Regions from separate parts of the Homo sapiens genome. Here region 2 is linked to region 1. Evidence: chromatin contacts called from ENCODE Hi-C or POLR2A ChIA-PET data. All regions are on one chromosome and are shown on one strand. The core of a region is the stretch at or near the end of the contact, and the rest is flanking DNA. Distances in the headings are between cores, read along the strand shown. Region 1 has its middle 3.9 kb from the start of TPRG1-AS1. Region 2 overlaps LPP (LIM domain containing preferred translocation partner in lipoma).

The links. A loop is a pair of places that touch in the nucleus more often than their neighbours do. ChIA-PET counts read pairs that join two places held with the same protein, here RNA polymerase II (POLR2A). Pooled maps may share reads with other maps.
Region 2: a loop to region 1 is called in a map of endothelial cell of umbilical vein, with 5 times the contacts of the local background. The contact joins two enhancer-like sites. A Hi-C loop is called at or near these places in 5 of 168 maps with a recorded cell type or tissue (IMR-90, MCF 10A, PC-3 and 2 more) and 1 of 50 pooled maps. POLR2A ChIA-PET finds 5 or more read pairs at or near these places in 3 of 52 experiments (A549, IMR-90 and MCF 10A).

Annotation. Positions count from the first base shown.
Region 1 is chr3:188,948,942-188,954,220 of GRCh38, reverse strand. No RefSeq gene overlaps it. Among named protein-coding and RNA genes, the nearest start is that of TPRG1-AS1, 3.9 kb to the right of the region's middle. Within about 2 kb of position 3,185, at least 27 of the 41 ENCODE cell types and tissues checked have a DNase peak (open chromatin) inside an H3K27ac peak, as active enhancers do.
Region 2 is chr3:188,544,403-188,549,681 of GRCh38, reverse strand. The region is part of intron 6 of LPP (LIM domain containing preferred translocation partner in lipoma); the gene reads right to left. Among named protein-coding and RNA genes, the nearest start is that of LPP-AS1, 22 kb to the left of the region's middle. Within about 2 kb of position 2,466, at least 3 of the 41 ENCODE cell types and tissues checked have a DNase peak (open chromatin) inside an H3K27ac peak, as active enhancers do.

The DNA of each region.
Region 1 (5,279 bases), core at 1,936-4,435:
GTACTGAACATGTAGAGATTTTCTTGTCATTCTTCCCTAAATAGTACAGTATAACAACGATTGACATAGCATTTACACTGTATTATTATGAGTAATCTAGCAATGATTTAAAGCATATAGGAGGATGTGCGTAGGTTATATGCAAATACTACACCATTTTATATGAGATACTTGAGCATCCCTGGATTTTGGTATCCTCAGAAGATTCTGGAACCAATCCCTCAAGGATACCAAAGGATGACTATACTAGGAATGAATAGCTGAAATCCATAAAGGTTTTTGAGCTCAAGAATGATGTGAGCAAAGCTTAGCAACTGGGTTGCCTAGCAAAAGATTTATCCATTGCAACCCAGGGACTGAGCTCCAACTTGTAGCAAAAAAAAAAAAAAAAAAAACAAAGAGCACCAAGGAGCAGTGGAGATCTGGGCTGTAGCCCTAGCTCCAAGACTTCTTGTCTCTGTGTCTTTGGCCAGGTTCCTTGGGTGCGTCTCTTCAAGCCTCAGTTTCTCTGTCCATCAAGTGTGGGAGCTAAACCACATAACCTGTCAGATTCATTTCATATTTTACATTTTGAGTCTGTGCGTTTGTAGCATATTAGAACAGTAATTTAATTTTTCCTCAGGGAATCCATGGAAGGCAGGTTAAAGGTAGCTGACCATTTATTATGTCATTCTTCAGTGAATAGACATGTCCCTGAGGGAAGAGAAGAGCTCTTCTCAGAGACTTCCAGTCGCATCCTTCCCTCCAATCGACATATGCCCTCCAGTCATGAGCAGTGGGGGTGTGGTGTGGGGCTAAGGGTGAGGAAGAGAGTATCTATTTCTTAGCTGGTTTATGGAATCCAAGGTGGAAGTGGAGTTTGATCAGTCACTCAGTGTAGACTGACTTTGGGGCAAATAGAAAGCGAGCACTAGAAGAAGCTTAAGAGCTCAACTGCTCTTCCCTATCATTTAGTAAATGCTAAAATGTAGATCTCAAGGCCACACAGTAATTGGTAGAATAAACCTGGATTATGGTGTTTTTATAGGCTAAATGTAACCTCCAGCATATAACCTCCTCACTTACTAATCCCTATATCTCTACCAGAACTATTTAGATTTTCTCCTCCTGCTCATCACTAGATTTTTGCACTGCTTAGAGATGATCACAATCTCTTTGATCCTTCTCACACAAAACTTCACCTCATATATAGGAGCAGTAAGGTAATAGTTTCAGTGGAATCTGCTGTCTCTTGTGATGCTCTGAAATTTGGATCTTTTGCCTGAACTAACATCTTAGGAGGGCTTCAGTCAGTTCACCATTCGTAAGTGGATTTATTTCTTCATTTCGTGCACTAACTTGGGTCCAAGTGAACCTTTATTTATTTATTTACTTACTTACTTATTTACATAAACCTACTTGAAAAGATATATGAGGAAGCTTATAATAAAAATCACAAGTATTTTTAAACCCAACTATAAAACAGGAGCACAAATGCAGTTATACTTAAACCTAAGTAGATCCACCCAAATTTTTAATGATTTTTTTTTTACTATATAAGTTCACTGATGAATTTTCCATCTGAAACTTTATATAAAGCAACTTAACAGATGCTATCTTTATAACACCATTATAATAAAGGCTCTTCTATGTACCAATGTTACAGCAAACCTTGGTAAGTGTCGGAGGTGTACTATCAAGTTGTACTTTGAAGATAGAGTTCTGGGGCCTCCAAGCCATGTAGTCCTCATTGATATAAAACTTCCTGAAAATTTAATAGGAAGATACAGACAGATTTGAAATATCTTGAGAAATAGCTAGTTTGCAAGAACCCCTATGCAGTCTTTCGTTTTGTTTTGTCTTGTTTTGTTTTTGAGACAGAGTTTCGCTCTTGTCACCCAGGCTGGAGTGCAAGGGCATGATCTCGGCTCACTGCAACCTCCGCCTCCCGAGTTCAAGCAACTCTCCTGCCTCAGCCTCCCAAGTAGCTGGGATTACAGGTGCCTGCCACTACGCCCAGCTCATTTTTGTATTTTTAGTAGATTCAGGGTTTCGCCATGTTGGCCAGGCTGATCTCAAACTACTGACTTCAGGTGATCCGCCAGCCTCGGCCTCCCAAAGTGCTGGGATTACAGCCGTGAGCCACTGCGCCTGGCCAGTCTTTTCAAATATTAGCTCTCTCAGCTGAACTAGGAAGTAGACAGCAGACACGTCTAGACAGAGGTCGCTGGCCAGGCCCTAAAGTGCAGATGTGCTGTGCTGTGGCCTAAAGAAAGATACCCAGAAAGTTCTTCAGACCTGCTAGAGATCGTGAGGCTGCTCAGGCTTCCTCCCTAAAGAACAAGGTCTCTGGACTTGGCTTTGTGTCTAACAAAGCAGTTACCGCATTCCCACCTCTTCCCCTGACCCAAACACACACACACCCTCCACACACACACGTCAATATGACAAGCTGTTTCCTCATGTTCTTTAGTATAGAATCACAGCATATTAGACCAATTTGCTGTTTAACCCATCTATTTAACAGATGAGAAACTGAAGCTCAGACAGAGGGGAGCTGCCATTTGCTTACAAGGTGACAGACCCCAGCTCCCATTTCTGCCCCTCCATGAAACAGTGTCTCACTGAAACACACTGTGGGTCGTGCCATGCTCCTGCTCAGTCACCTCCACTGATCTCCCATAACCCTCAAGGGAGTCCAAACACCCCAGCCTTGGCATCAGAGCCCTCCACAGAATAGCCTTATTTGGGTTTCCATCCCAGTCTCCATGTTCTTCTTCTTGATTGCTGGCGAGTGATCTCCTCAAAGGTCTCCTGCTCCCACGTAAACAGACCAGACTCATTCGCATCTCCATCTCAACATGGATTCTCCTGCCCATTCCCACGTTCTGAGAGCCTGTTCTCAGTGAACTGGGATGTCCAGAAACGAAGCAAGGTCATAAAATGGCTTCGCATACCCTCCACGTGTGCCTCTTCAGAGCGTCAAAATCACACTATGGCTTATTTTTACTTTTAATAATATTTTTGTGTGTAATTAGCAAGGACTCTGAAAGCCTCAGCCCCCTCCTGTGTGGTAGGAATGGCAAATACGCCCATTTTATAGGGGAGATGAAGGAAGTGAGACCCAGTGCTGAGAAAGGGCATATGATTCATGTTTCAGCAAGCAATGAGTCAGAGGAGGAGACGTCGACCCAGGCTTCCTGATGCTGAAGCTAGAGCTCCATTCACACGGCTGGGCGTATTGCCTCTGTTACTTCCAAATGCTTGATATCTTGTTTAAAAAGTCAACAAACACTCACCCCAACAGGCTGACTTTTGAGTAAGTTTTTTATTATGATGAAAAAGCACAAGAGACCTTATCTTTTCTGACCTCTGAACAGAACCTAGAATGTTAACTACATAGTTTATAATAAAGAAGCTTCAAGCTTTCCAAGTTGTGATCCTCTCCTAAGGCAACTGTGTAAATAGAGGCAATTCTGAAAACTTGGACTGTCAAAGAAATTGGGCAAGTCTGGCTGGGCGCAGTGGCTCATGCCTATAATCCCAGCACTTTGGGAGGTTGAGGCAGGCAGATCACCTGAGGTCAGGAGTTCGAGACCAGCCTGGCCAACATGGTGAAACCCCATCTCTACTAAAAATACAAAAATTAGCCAAGCATGGTGGTGGGCACCTGTACCAGCTACTCGGGAGGCTGAGGCAGGGGAATCACTTGAACCCAGGAGGCAGAGGTTGCAGTGAGCCGAGGTCATGCCACTGCACTCCAGCCTGGGTGACAGAGCAAGACTCTATCTCAAAAACAAAAACAAACAAACAAACAAACAAAAAAAGAAATTGGGCAAGGCCAAAAGTCCAGTTGAGGCTGGAAATGATATATCGCACCAGCTGTGTTCTGACCTTCTCTAGTGTCTGATACCTATTTCCAATATCCAGTGGCTGTTCTACTGTTTAGGGGCTGAGAAGAAGGGGTAGGATTGTGGTAAGTGATTTCTCTTGTTGGGTCAGAGCATTTTGAAATCCTGGAAAGGCTTGTCAAAAAGAAAGTGGTCATAGGTCATTCTGCAGTCCTTGAGAGAAGAGGAACAAATGGTAGCCTGCCTCCAGAAAAGGAGTGAAAAGGGTAGGGCTGAGAGCCCCAGTGACCTGGGTATAAAAGATCCTTTAAATGCCCTTTAAGGTACTTTGCCACATTTACTGAGCCCCTGCTAATGTACCATGTACTTGGATAGAGACCCTCAGTAAGGTGACTGTATAATTTATCATCCAAACCCAAAAACTTCAAGGTGAAGGAGGGACCTATTAATAACTAATTATACCAAGACAGAGTCATAAACTGAGATGGCAAATCAGGATGTATTATGATGTACCTTATGATGTACCTTAGCCATAAGGTACATTTTATATTATACCAAGACAAAGTCATAAACTGAGATGGCAAACCAGGATGTATTTATGATGTATTATGATATACCTTAGCCATCAGTATTGAGATCAACAGCAGAGTTTGTATCCACAGAGAAATCTCTATGGCATAAGAGGGATCTAGCAAGCACAAAAATGGCATAACCCAAGGCTGGCTGGGTGTACTGAGACTGAAAGAGAAAGAAGTGACATCTAAATAGAGGAGATGGCATTGAAGCTGGGTTTTGAGGGATGTGAAAGATTTGAATGTGTGGCAGAGATAGGCCAAATAGAGGCCATCAAATTCTGATGAGTTTAAAAAATTTTTTAAGACATCTCAGCCAAGGCCCAAGTGGCAGGAAAGCAGGAGGCGTCCATGGAGCACCGCGACCAGCCAGAACCCATCTGATGTGGCTGCCATGGAAGGAGTGGTAAGACCAACGAGAGATGAGGCAGGAAGGGTGCTGATGCCAGGCTGGGCTTGGTTCTAATTTCCTAGAGAGCACCAGGAGCGAGCTTTCCTCCTCTTATCAGCATGGCTGCACAAATCTCCATTCTCCTCATCCTGGACTTTTGTTGAGACTGCTCAGACCCACATCTCGTGGGCTGCTGCTAGTCTTACCAGGCTGACTGTCTTCCCTCCAACAAGGAAGGGAGTCTCATTTGAGGAACTGCACAACCTCTTCTGGTTTCTGTACCGGTCACTTTCTCTCTCTAGCCACTGGAGAAGTGGGTTGGAGCATTAGGGGGAAGTGTCTGTTTGGCAACCTCACAGGGCTAGAAAACTTGAAGAGGGTGGATTTTAGGGGCTATCCCCTTGAAAACATTCAAACGTTTGAATCTTTCTGGTGAGACCACTTGTATTCCTATTTTCCAGGAGTACACACAAGGCCAGAGGCACT
Region 2 (5,279 bases), core at 1,217-3,716, 400 kb after region 1:
TGAGTTTGTATTTTTTGGGTTTATCACTCTTTTCTCTTACCAAGATCTTGTACTCTGGAGACAAGGAGATAAAGCACAATGCTACAGCCTTCATGGTAAAGTCAGAGCATGACTATAAAGCAGAATTAACAGGTAGTCAGATTTGGAACTAACAAAGACCTATAAAATTTTTCTTTAAAATCGCTACTTACAGGTCACTGAACTATCAGTCATGCTAACATCCTTTTATTCCTATAGACAGTGGCTCAATGGCACCAGACCAAAAAACAAACAAACAAACAAACACACAAAATAGAGAAGTAGAACCACCACAGTGAGGCTCCATCAATTTATAGGTTTCTTAGACAAATTTTTAAATAACACAGAGCTTTAATATACAGGTGGGGATGATGTATTCCAGCACAGCCATTCTAACTTAATATTTTCCAGGCCAAAAAAAAAGATAAAATGATTAAAATACAACAAGGCTATACAGACTTCTGTTAAACTATCCAGCAACATCCAGCTTACATGAGAAACTGCTTTTTTTAAATTAAAAATAATTATACCTATTCATGTGGTACACAGTGAAATTCCATACATATAATGTATATTGATCAAATCAGGGTAATTAGCACATTCATCATCTCAAATATTTATCATTTCCTTTGTGTTGAAAACATTAACTATCTGCCTTCTAGTTATTTGAAACTACATCACACATTATTGCTAACTATAGTTATCCCACGTGGTATAGAACACTAGAACCTATTCCTACTACCTAGATGTAATTTTGATTCCTTGAGGACTGGACCCAAAGACCTCCAAGGATCCATCTCACTTGATAGTGTTGGGCAGAGGAAAGTTGAAACATGCAGCATTTTATAAAGGATCTGCAATCACTACCATCTGCGGCCTCTCCCAGTTTCTGCCTTGCCTCTCTTCCTACTTTTTATATTCAAATCCAGTCCATCCTGATTCTTCTGGAAGAGGCACAGTTGCTGATAAATGTTATAGTCATGGCCCTCCTTTTCTGCCTTCTCTTTCCTCTTCTTCATCCCAAAGATTTCTAAACTTATTATCCCCAAATTCAAAATATCCCCCCAAAAGAAGGCAGGAAGTCTAATGAAATGTTTGAATCCAATGAACCAATGCATGGATAAAAAGAGAGTAAGCACCTGAAGTGCTGCATGGTGATAACTCGCCCAGCTCAACAGGTCAAACTCCCTCAATCCATGCAATATGATAGATACCTCTAAAACATCGACCGCAAGAGGTCATATTAGAGAGCGTAAAACACTAAGGTTGATCCTCCTTTTGGGACCTGAGGTGGACTAAGCTATGTGTCTTACCAAGAAAAGGAATCACCACGGAATGTTTTTAATCAGACGGTGAGGAGACAAGAAGTCCAGTTCCCTAGTTTATGAATGGAAACCGTGGCACAAGAGAAGTGAAATAGCTTGCCTGCTAAAAATCAAAAAGTGAGTTAGAAGCAGAACTAGGAGAATTCACATGCTCCATCTACCACACCATATCGCCTTCACCATCTTCTTGTTCTTTTATTCTCTCTGTTACAGTCTCAGGGGCTGGGCTTTGATCCACAGGAATTTACGCTAGGATCAGAAGGAGAATGCTAGGGGAGATCCCACGTTAACAATGGCTGTCTTCCCACTTCAGACAGTAAAATAAGCATTAGGTCTTTTCTGAGTGCTCCAAGGTTAGACATAGGTAATAAGCACACTGCAGTTGAGTGGTTTTCACAACACTAGACATGAAGAAGCCTCAGGGCCGTTTCTGGAGTGAGCAAGAAGATGCTCAGCCACGCTCCAGAGCCCAGACTCCTTATTTCAGTCAGAACACCTCAAACTCTGCCATTTTATACATCACACTTCTTATTAAGGTTCACTTGAACAGAGTCCCCAGCTACGGAACACAACTGATGTACTAAAAATGTACTAGGATTTTGCAAAAGAAGACACGACTTTAAGGATTAGATTATTTTGTTTTATTTTTGTAAAAATTAAGAGCAGTCATTTCACATTTCTGGGCCACAATTTCACTATATATCAGGTGGGTTAACAATTAAATCGCAAATGCCAAGTAAAAAAAAGAGACAGTGTATTGCAAATGTGCTTTGTAGCAGTAAAGCTCTTGCAAATCATGAATGTTACCACATGATCCTGTTAGAGACAGGCCCGCAGCTTTATAAAAAGAGGGAAGCTAGATAAAAGGAGGCTGACCTTGGAGAGCCTAAGTAACTTACGGTTGGTGTGATTTTATCCTGAGGGGTTATGGGACTTTCTAGCCCTGACAGTTTTCAGATGAGCTATTAGTTAATTGAGGTTTTGCACTGAGGATAAATAGAGGGATTGTAGAGGAATTTATATTGTGCATGTGTGTTGTTTGTTTCCTGAGATTCCTGGTACTGAGTCATCATTGTGTATATAAGGCAGACAGGAAGACAGAAGGAGGGAATGCATTTGCAGAAACATATCTACGTGCCTTCCTTTCCAGGCTTATCACTTGCCCTACATTTTCTAAGCTCCAACTGGGCTGAACATTTCCAGTTCCTGTAATATATATGCTTAAATGCTCTGAAAAGCCCCCTCTGACCTCTCCAGGAGAATATTGGAGCACCTTCCGCTAGGCATCCATACAGCCTTGTTCATAGATTCATTATCATATTTATCACATATTCTTGTCGTTATGGCTTTACACATCTTTTTCTTACAGTAGAAGTCCCTTGTGGTGTGAGAAAGGGTATAAACTGTGTTCCCCTTGATTGTAATCTGCAGTGTCCTGCATTCAGTAGGGGCTTAACAATTGTTGGTTTGATGAAGTTTACAATAAATAAGTAAATTTTAATAACTGATACAAACTAGCTCACAAGTGACTGTGGATTTCCTCAATTTGTAAGCTGGACTCTGACAAACATCCCAATATGGAAGAGTTAATTGATTGAATAGATCACCAGATGGAATACCAGATAGCTAAACTTTTGTGGAACGAGAATAGATGCCCCTGAATTTCATTAGTCTTCAAATATTGGCCCCTATTTCCAATTTTTTTAAAAATATCGTTACTTACTCAGCTGCCTTCCCTAGATTCCGTAGACTCCCATATGTCTTATTAAATTAAAGGCAAAATCATTAAGGCCAATATAAACTCTGTATGGAACTAGTGAAATGTTACGTTGCTTCTTTTCTTGAGATCTCCTAGAACTGGTCCAGGAGCACTTAGGGACAAGCTCAGACCCACCTCTCTCAAAGGTAATGATACTCCTGCATGTGTTTCCTCCCTATCCAGTCTGATATCCAGTCCTTATCTACCCACTTTCTCTAACTGAGATACAGAGACAGGGATGGAAATGGTGATTAGTAACAGCATGGCATAAATATTATTTAAGACATAAAAACAGATAACAACATAGAAATAATCTGGCAGAGTGGTGAAAAGTATGGGATCCAGAACTAGATTGCCTGGTTTTGAACCTGAACTCTGCCACTTATGAGCTGGTTTGACCTTAGGCAAGTTACTTACCATCTTTATAACTTGGTTTTCTCGTTGGTGAAAATGAGAAGGACCACGTCATCACAGGGTTGTTGTGAGAATTAAGTCAACTTTAATACAGAATATACATGTCTGGCAGATATTAAGTCCTCCACAAATGGAAACAAATACAACATAAAACATTAAAATATGATGTAGTAAAATGTGATACAATGCAATAAAATACAATATAATGGCAGGCTGTACTGTACACAGATGGTCACGACAGTGTCTCTTGCCCACAAACTTGTCTGGAGCCTTACTACAACCCCAACAACAAAGGTGGAGACTAACCCCCTGTCTTTGAGCCCAGGTGGACCTCAATCAACAGTGTATAGTAGAAAGGACACTCTGTGTAAGTTCTAAAACTAAGTCATAACAATGCTGGCATTTCTACCTTTCTCTCTTGTGATACTTGGCCTTGGAACTCATCCACCATGCTGTAAGAAAGCCCTAGGAGCCTGTAGAGGAACTCACATTAAGAGAAACTAAGGTCCTGACACACAACTCTAGTCGCACTTCTAACACCAAACTGCCAGCCATGAGTAAAGCATCTTGAAAGTGAATCCTCTGCACCCAAATCGAGGCACATGGGCTCATTTCACAGAACAGAGTTAAGCTATTTTCATGGAGTACTATCAAAATTGCAGATATGTGAGTAAGGTAGACATTACTAAGCTTTGGGATAATTTATCAAGCAGAAATAAATGGCTGATACAGATACAGATGGAGATAAAATTGTATTTATATGAACCAGTACTTATCCCTTCTGTCAAAAGGGAGTGCTTGTTTTGCCTCAACCTACACATTAATAATTTAAACAAAGCTTACTTTTTTTTCTAAAGGCTTTTATAGCTTACAAAGAATTTTCTTTTTTTTTTTTAATGTTTTTTTTTTTAATTATACTTTAAGTTTTAGGGTACATGTGCACATTGTGCAGGTTAGTTACATATGTATACATGTGCCATGCTGGTACGCTGCACCCACTAACGTGTCATCTAGCATTAGGTATATCTCCCAATGCTATCCCTCCCCCCTCCCCCGACCCCACCACAGTCCCCAGAGTGTGATATTCCCCTTCCTGTGTCCATGTGATCTCATTGTTCAATTCCCACCTATGAGTGAGAATATGCGGTGTTTGGTTTTTTGTTCTTGCGATAGTTTACTGAGAATGATGGTTTCCAATTTCATCCATGTCCCTACAAAGGACATGAACTCATCATTTTTTATGGCTGCATAGTATTCCATGGTGTATATGTGCCACATTTTCTTAATCCAGTCTATCATTGTTGGACATTTGGGTTGGTTCCAAGTCTTTGCTATTGTGAATAGTGCCGCAATAAACATACGTGTGCATGTGTCTATATAGCAGCATGATTTATAGTCATTTGGGTATATACCCAGTAATGGGATGGCTGGGTCAAATGGTATTTCTAGTTCTAGATCCCTGAGGAATCGCCACACTGACTTCCACAATGGTTGAACTAGTTTACAGTCCCACCAACAGTGTAAAAGTGTTCCTATTTCTCCACATCCTCTCCAGCACCTGTTGTTTCCTGACTTTTTAATGATTGCCATTCTAACTGGTGTGAGATGATATCTCATAGTGGTTTTGATTTGCATTTCTCTGATGGCCAGTGATGATGAGCATTTTTTCATGTGTTTTTTGGCTGCATAAATGTCTTCTTTTGAGAAGTGTCTGTTCATGTCAGCTTACAAAGAATTTTCATAAAGAAAAGTTAATATGTTCA